Regions from separate parts of the Homo sapiens genome. Here region 1 is linked to region 2. The links are chromatin loops, found by intact Hi-C in ENCODE. Cell type or tissue: Calu3. All regions are shown on one strand. Links, peaks and the distances in the headings refer to the core of each region. The heading gives the core; the rest is flanking DNA. Region 1 has its middle 100 kb from the start of CEP126. Region 2 has its middle 150 kb from the start of CEP126.

Region 1 (2,928 bases), core at 288-2,787, 51 kb after region 2:
AAGAAAGTCTCTGTCAACAAAATGTGGATCCAAAGCCTAACTTTCAGAACATTAGGCATATGGAATAGTATTAGTAACAGTTTGTCTTTTGGGGAAGTATAACATATAAACATTACCCTGTCTCACAGAACACTCATGTATTTTGGGAAATAAATTTTCTGATTCTCATCATGTTATTTCATAACAAGCAAAATTATTGAGTCATTGGTTATGTGAATTTGCTTCCACCAGGATATTTTAATAATTTTTTCCAAACCAATTTTTCTTCAAACATGCCCTGTCTGCCTCTGTTCCTCTGCTTCCTACCAGACTGGCTTCTCTCCTGGTCCTTTCAGGCTGTGGCCCCTTGCTACTCAAAGGGTGGTCTGCAGACCAACAACTAGGCATTACCTGGAAGCTTGTTAGGAATGCAGAGTTTTGGACCCATCCCAGATATACTGAGTCAGAATCTGACTTGTTTCAAGTTCCTCAGGCCCGTTGTGTATACACTAGCATTTGGGAAGAGCTGGTTTAGACGTCTCACTACAATCTGTCTTAACTTTAATTTGGTCTGCTTGTTTTATCTCTTTCAATTTCCAAAAGAAAAAGGATAATTTCTCATGCATATTCCCTATAGCACATTGGTCTCTGGAATATAGTTTCAAACTTCCTTTGTTCTGTGTAGGTTGCTAATATGGTCTGGCTGTGTCCCCACCCAAATCACATCTTGAATTGTAGTTCCCATAATCCCCATGTGTCATGGGAGGTGCCCGATGGGAGGTAACTAAATCATGGGGGCAGTTTCCCCAGTGCTATTCTGGTGATAGTAAGTTCTCATAAGATCTGATGGTTTTATATGGGGCTTCCTCCTTCACTCAGTTCTCATTCTTCTCCTTCCTGCCACCATGTGAAGAAGGACGTGTTTGCTTCCCCTTCTACCATTATTGTAAGTTTCCTGAGGCTTCCCCAGCCCTGCAGAACTGTGAGTAAATTAAACCTCTTTCCTTTATAATTTACCCAGTCTCAGGCAGTTCTTTATAGCGGTATGAGAATGGACTAATACAGCAATCTTTCAACTCATTTTCAGGTTCTTCTTCTGCTGTTACACAACGAATCCTCTCAATCCAACCTACTGGGTTCCACCCACACTCATGCACCTCCTATTGAAGACAAGTTGTGTGCTGTTATGCTACTGTGACTTTCGGCAGGCCATCCTTTTTATCCCTCCCAGCCTTTTTCCTCTTGAGGAATTACTAATTATCATAAAAGTCAATTGTCACCTGTCCTAGAAAGCCTTGTCCAACCACCCCATATGCTCTCCTCTACTATTATTACTTTGTGTTAGATTTCTATTATATCAGGCATAAACACTACATGAATTATTTATCTTTTCACCAAATAAAATATGAAGTTCATGAAGGGAGACAGTGTATTTTTTCTTCATCTTATATCCCTAGGACAGCTTTCTAACCCCTAGGAAGAAATCAAGACATGGTTCTAATAGATATAAGTAAAAATATAAATATAGACATCAATATATTTACTTTTATATTATCTATTTAGTTTAGGTATATAGATTTTATACTGTTTATATATGTAATTTTTATATATTCAATGTATAGTTTAATATTTAGCCTACATGTGTATGTTTGTATACATGTGTCTTTAGGATATATGGATTAGCTGAGTTTTCTCAGGAGAAAATATGAAAAGATTATAAGAATATATTTAAAATGGAGGAGTTGGGGAATTATTTTTATTCCCACAGCCCCTAAAGTGAAAATATAACTGCATAAATCCCATGACCTTATGCAATCTGTTTTTGGCAAAAGCCACACATGCTAAATAGTTACCCAAATATCTAACCATCTAGGTTGCCAGAACTAGATTTACAATTATTTTACTTTAGACTCTGCAAGATTTTAGGCTTTTCTGATTCCTATTTAAGCCACTTAAAATGCAAAATCCTTCTGTGGTCATAGTTTCAACAATCAAAAAACAAACAAGTTTTCACAGAGTATTTAAAATATATAACAGCAGAGTCATAGAAGGTGTGGTTTCTGTACCAGAAGGAAAGAAGGAGGAATGTGAGAAGAATTTATTGATCTCCTGCTGTACACTGGGAAGTTTTCTCAACAATTTACATGCAACCTCATGACAACTGTCTAACTGTTGTGTTATCATCTTCAAACAACATGTTTGTTTACGTATTCATAACATTTAATAGAAATGGTTGCATCTCAAAATCACCAAGAATAAAAATGTTCGTCTTAGTCCTTATCTTTCAGAAGAAATAACAATGCCTATCTCGTTTTAGTCTAATAATTGTAATACATCCTATGAAGTAGCTTCCCACACCACCAATAAACACTGACATAATACATTTAAGATATAAATGTGGTGAAAAACTTGCTGGGAAGTTTTTATACACAAGCTTCCCAGACCCTGTCAACCTTCAGATATTTACTACTAACAACAGCACCAATACCTGATTTCAAGTTGATGGTGGGACTCAAATGCTGGGCTGACTGTAAAAGGTTTACATGTTAGGAATATTCTGATTACTAAACCTCCAGAGAGAAGGTAGTTTTACATTAAGAAATCAAAATGATACTTTTCATAATGCCATGGATGTTGTCAGCTGTAAAAAACACATTCCTACATCTACTGAAATACCAAAAGATATCTGTTATGGTTAAGCTTTTGCGTCAACTTGACTGGTTCATGAGGCACCCATACATTTAGTCAAACACTAGTTCATACTACGCAACCATAAAAAAGAACAAAATCATGTTCTTTTCAGCAACATGGATACAACCGGAGTGAGTTAACATAGAAATTCACTTATCCTAAGTGAATTAACACAGAAACAGAAAAATCAAATACTGCATGTTCCCACTTACAAGAGGGAGCTAAACATTGAATACACTTGGACACAAAAATGGAAAC
Region 2 (2,928 bases), core at 328-2,827:
CAATTATGAGCAGATAGGCTCTGTGGGCATCTGGGGCTCAATCTAATGGGTGCTTTGGGTGGATGTCCCACTGAAGAATGAGGAAGGTGAGAATTTATCCTCCAACTCCTGTCCATCATCGGTTGAGAGTTACCCCACAGTCGTTATAAATACTGTTGTTCCAGTCTCTTCCAAGCTCTAGAGATATTGCATAAGTAAGCCAGTGCATTACTGTCTACTGTGTTCATTCCCAATTTTTCCACAAGTGGGAGCTTTAGCAATATTGATGTTACAGTATTCCAGGTGTTCCCCCACCTCACATTTACTGCCAGCAATGAGGTACTTATTGCTATTTGGACAGTGACTGTTTCAATTCCACAATCCCATCCTGAGGCTCTGCTTTGGAATATACCTTAGAACTATTGTCTTCCATTGAGCTACTCCTGAAATAAAACTGGATATAAGGATTTGAGTGAAAACTTTTTATTTTGGAAGTGATCCCAGGAAGCACTAATAAGGGAGTGGAGAAGTGAGACTAGCAAAGAAATGACACCAATAGTGTGTGTTAACAAGGAAGTTACTGATGTGGGCTCCATCCCACTGAGGAAATCATTAGGTCTATGTATGTCTCACAGTTATTTTAGGGGGAAGGAAGCTGGTGGTTTAGCCACCAGCTCTTGTCTGTCCTTGCCTGAAGACTGCCCCCGGGTGTTATTTCCTGGGTAATTCCACCTTTTTCTGGGCAAAGGCTAAGCATGTGTCTTGGTCCACTTGGGCTGCTATAACAAAATACCATAAACTGGGTGACTTACAGTCAATAGAAATTTATTTCTCACAGTTCTGGAGGCTAAGAAGCCCAAGATCAAGTCACCAGTAGATTCAGTGTCTGGTGAGGGAGAGCCCACTTCCTGGTCCATAGACGGTGGTCTTCCCAGCCTCACATGGCAGAAGCAGCAAGAGAGCTCCCTGAGGTCTCTTTTATAAGGAGGTGATTATTGTAAGGACACTCATTCTATTCATGAGGGCTCTACTGTCATGACCTAATCACGAACCAGACTCCACCTCTAGATACCATGGATTTGAGGAACATAAACCTTCAGTCTATAGCAGGACGTGACCAGAAAAGAAGACCTCAGAGATAGCATGGCAGGGGTCTGCAGTAGGAGGCTGCAGAAATATAGAGGAATAGCGAGTATTTAGAAGACAAGAGTGGGCACCAACATCTGCCATATAGTCTTCCTTCATTTTGTTTCCATGATTCTGCTCTTACTGTTTTGATAATCAAACTAAAATAGGTTTTTCAAATCAATCTTACTCCTCTTTAGTCCCTAAACAAAGTTGATTCCTGGAGATGGACAATTCCAGGCATAGGCCTTTCTTTTTTTTTTTTTTTTTTTTTTTGAGACAGAGTCTCACTCTGTTACCCAGGCTAGAGTGCAGTGGCGCGATCTCAGCTCGCTGCAAGCTCTGCCTCCCGGGTACATGCCATTCTCCTGACTCAGCCTCCTGAGTAGCTGGGACTACAGGCACCTGCCACCACACCCAGCTCATTTTTCTCGTATTTTGTTGTAGAGATGGGGTTTCACAGTGTTAGCCAGGATGGTCTCGATCTCCTGACCTCGAGATCTGCCCGCCTCGGCCTCCCAAAGTGCTGGGATTACAGGCGTGAGCCATCGTGCCCGGCCCAGGCATAGGCCTTTTTAAATTGTCAACTTAGACTTTGAGTTTGCAACTGTTTTATTTCTCAACCAAAAATCTGACACATTTTCCTTAGAATAATTATCCCCATTCTTTTTGTTTATTAATGAAATGCACCACTTTCCTCTCGGCAAAGCTACAGTTTGGACTTCTGAAACCTAAAACAGTGATTAGAGATAATGAAATTAACTAGAGTCAGATTCAACTGGAGACTAAATAGTGTGGAGTGACTCTTGAACTTAGTAGCAAGCTTCTCCAGATCCATCCAATGGCCCGAGGTGCAGGTAGTAAAATTTGAACAACTAGGTTAGCACTGACTACCTAGGCCTAGGACTAGCAATTTTAGCAAGAGTGCTGTAAGATCATTTTACATATTGCATGTATCTATTCCAAGTTATATTTCTTGACATGGAACTTTTGTGTCAAAGGAATATACTTTTTAAAAATTGTCTAAATACATTTAAGAAAAGTTAATCCATTTTAAACTCCAACCAAGAGTATGTAAAAATTTCTATGAACCCTCTCAAATACTAAGTATTTTGATTTCCTCTTTACCTTTGACAAGATAGAGCATGACATACTATCTCATCTAAACTTTGTTCTAGGGATTTTGAGTAGTTTTGTAACCCTATTGCTAATTTGTGTTGAGTGTATGTGAATTTGTGTGAGGTCTCTATATATTAGGCTCTATTATAAATATTTTCTAATACTTTCCATTTACCTTTCAAATTTCTTTATCTTACGGCATACCAAATGTGTATAGTCATATATACATTTAGTGTATATGAGTATACCAGTACAATAATACTCAAATCTATTCATTTTAAAATAAATTTTCAAATTATTACATGTTTAAAACTTTCTTTTTTTAATTCAGGGGTACATTTGCAGGATGTGTAGGTTTGTTACATAGAATGTGTGTCATAGAGGTTTGTTTACCGATTATTTCATCACCCAGGTATTAAGCCTAGTATTCATTATTTTCCCTGACCTTTTCCCTCTTCCCACTCTCCACCCTTCAATGGCCCCAGTGTCTATTGTTCCCCTCTGTGTGTCCATGTAGCCTCATCATTTAGCTCCCATTTATAAGTGAGATCATGTGGTATTTAGTTTTCTGTTCCTGTGTTACTTTGCTAAGGATAATGGCCTCCAGCTCCATCCGTGTCCCTGCAAAGGACATGATCTCATTCTTTATTGTGGCTGCACAGTAGTCCATGCTGTATATGTACCACATTTTCTTTATCCAGTCTA

The links. Hi-C counts contacts between places; a loop is a spot of excess contacts. Peaks named below come from ENCODE experiments on the same cell type or tissue, not always from the same donor. Only the 100,000 strongest peaks of a DNase experiment are listed, where the experiment ranks them.
Region 1: it touches region 2 in a loop (2.4-fold over the local background); 2 of 110 quality-filtered maps call a loop at or near these places.

The regions. Positions count from the first base shown.
Region 1 is chr11:101,810,693-101,813,620 of GRCh38, forward strand. No RefSeq gene overlaps it. Among named protein-coding and RNA genes, the nearest start is that of CEP126, 100 kb to the right of the region's middle. In Calu3, for the core only: no CTCF peak of the experiment used is centred there; no DNase peak of the experiment used is centred there.
Region 2 is chr11:101,760,011-101,762,938 of GRCh38, forward strand. No RefSeq gene overlaps it. Among named protein-coding and RNA genes, the nearest start is that of CEP126, 150 kb to the right of the region's middle. In Calu3, for the core only: no CTCF peak of the experiment used is centred there; a DNase peak (open chromatin) is centred at 1,491.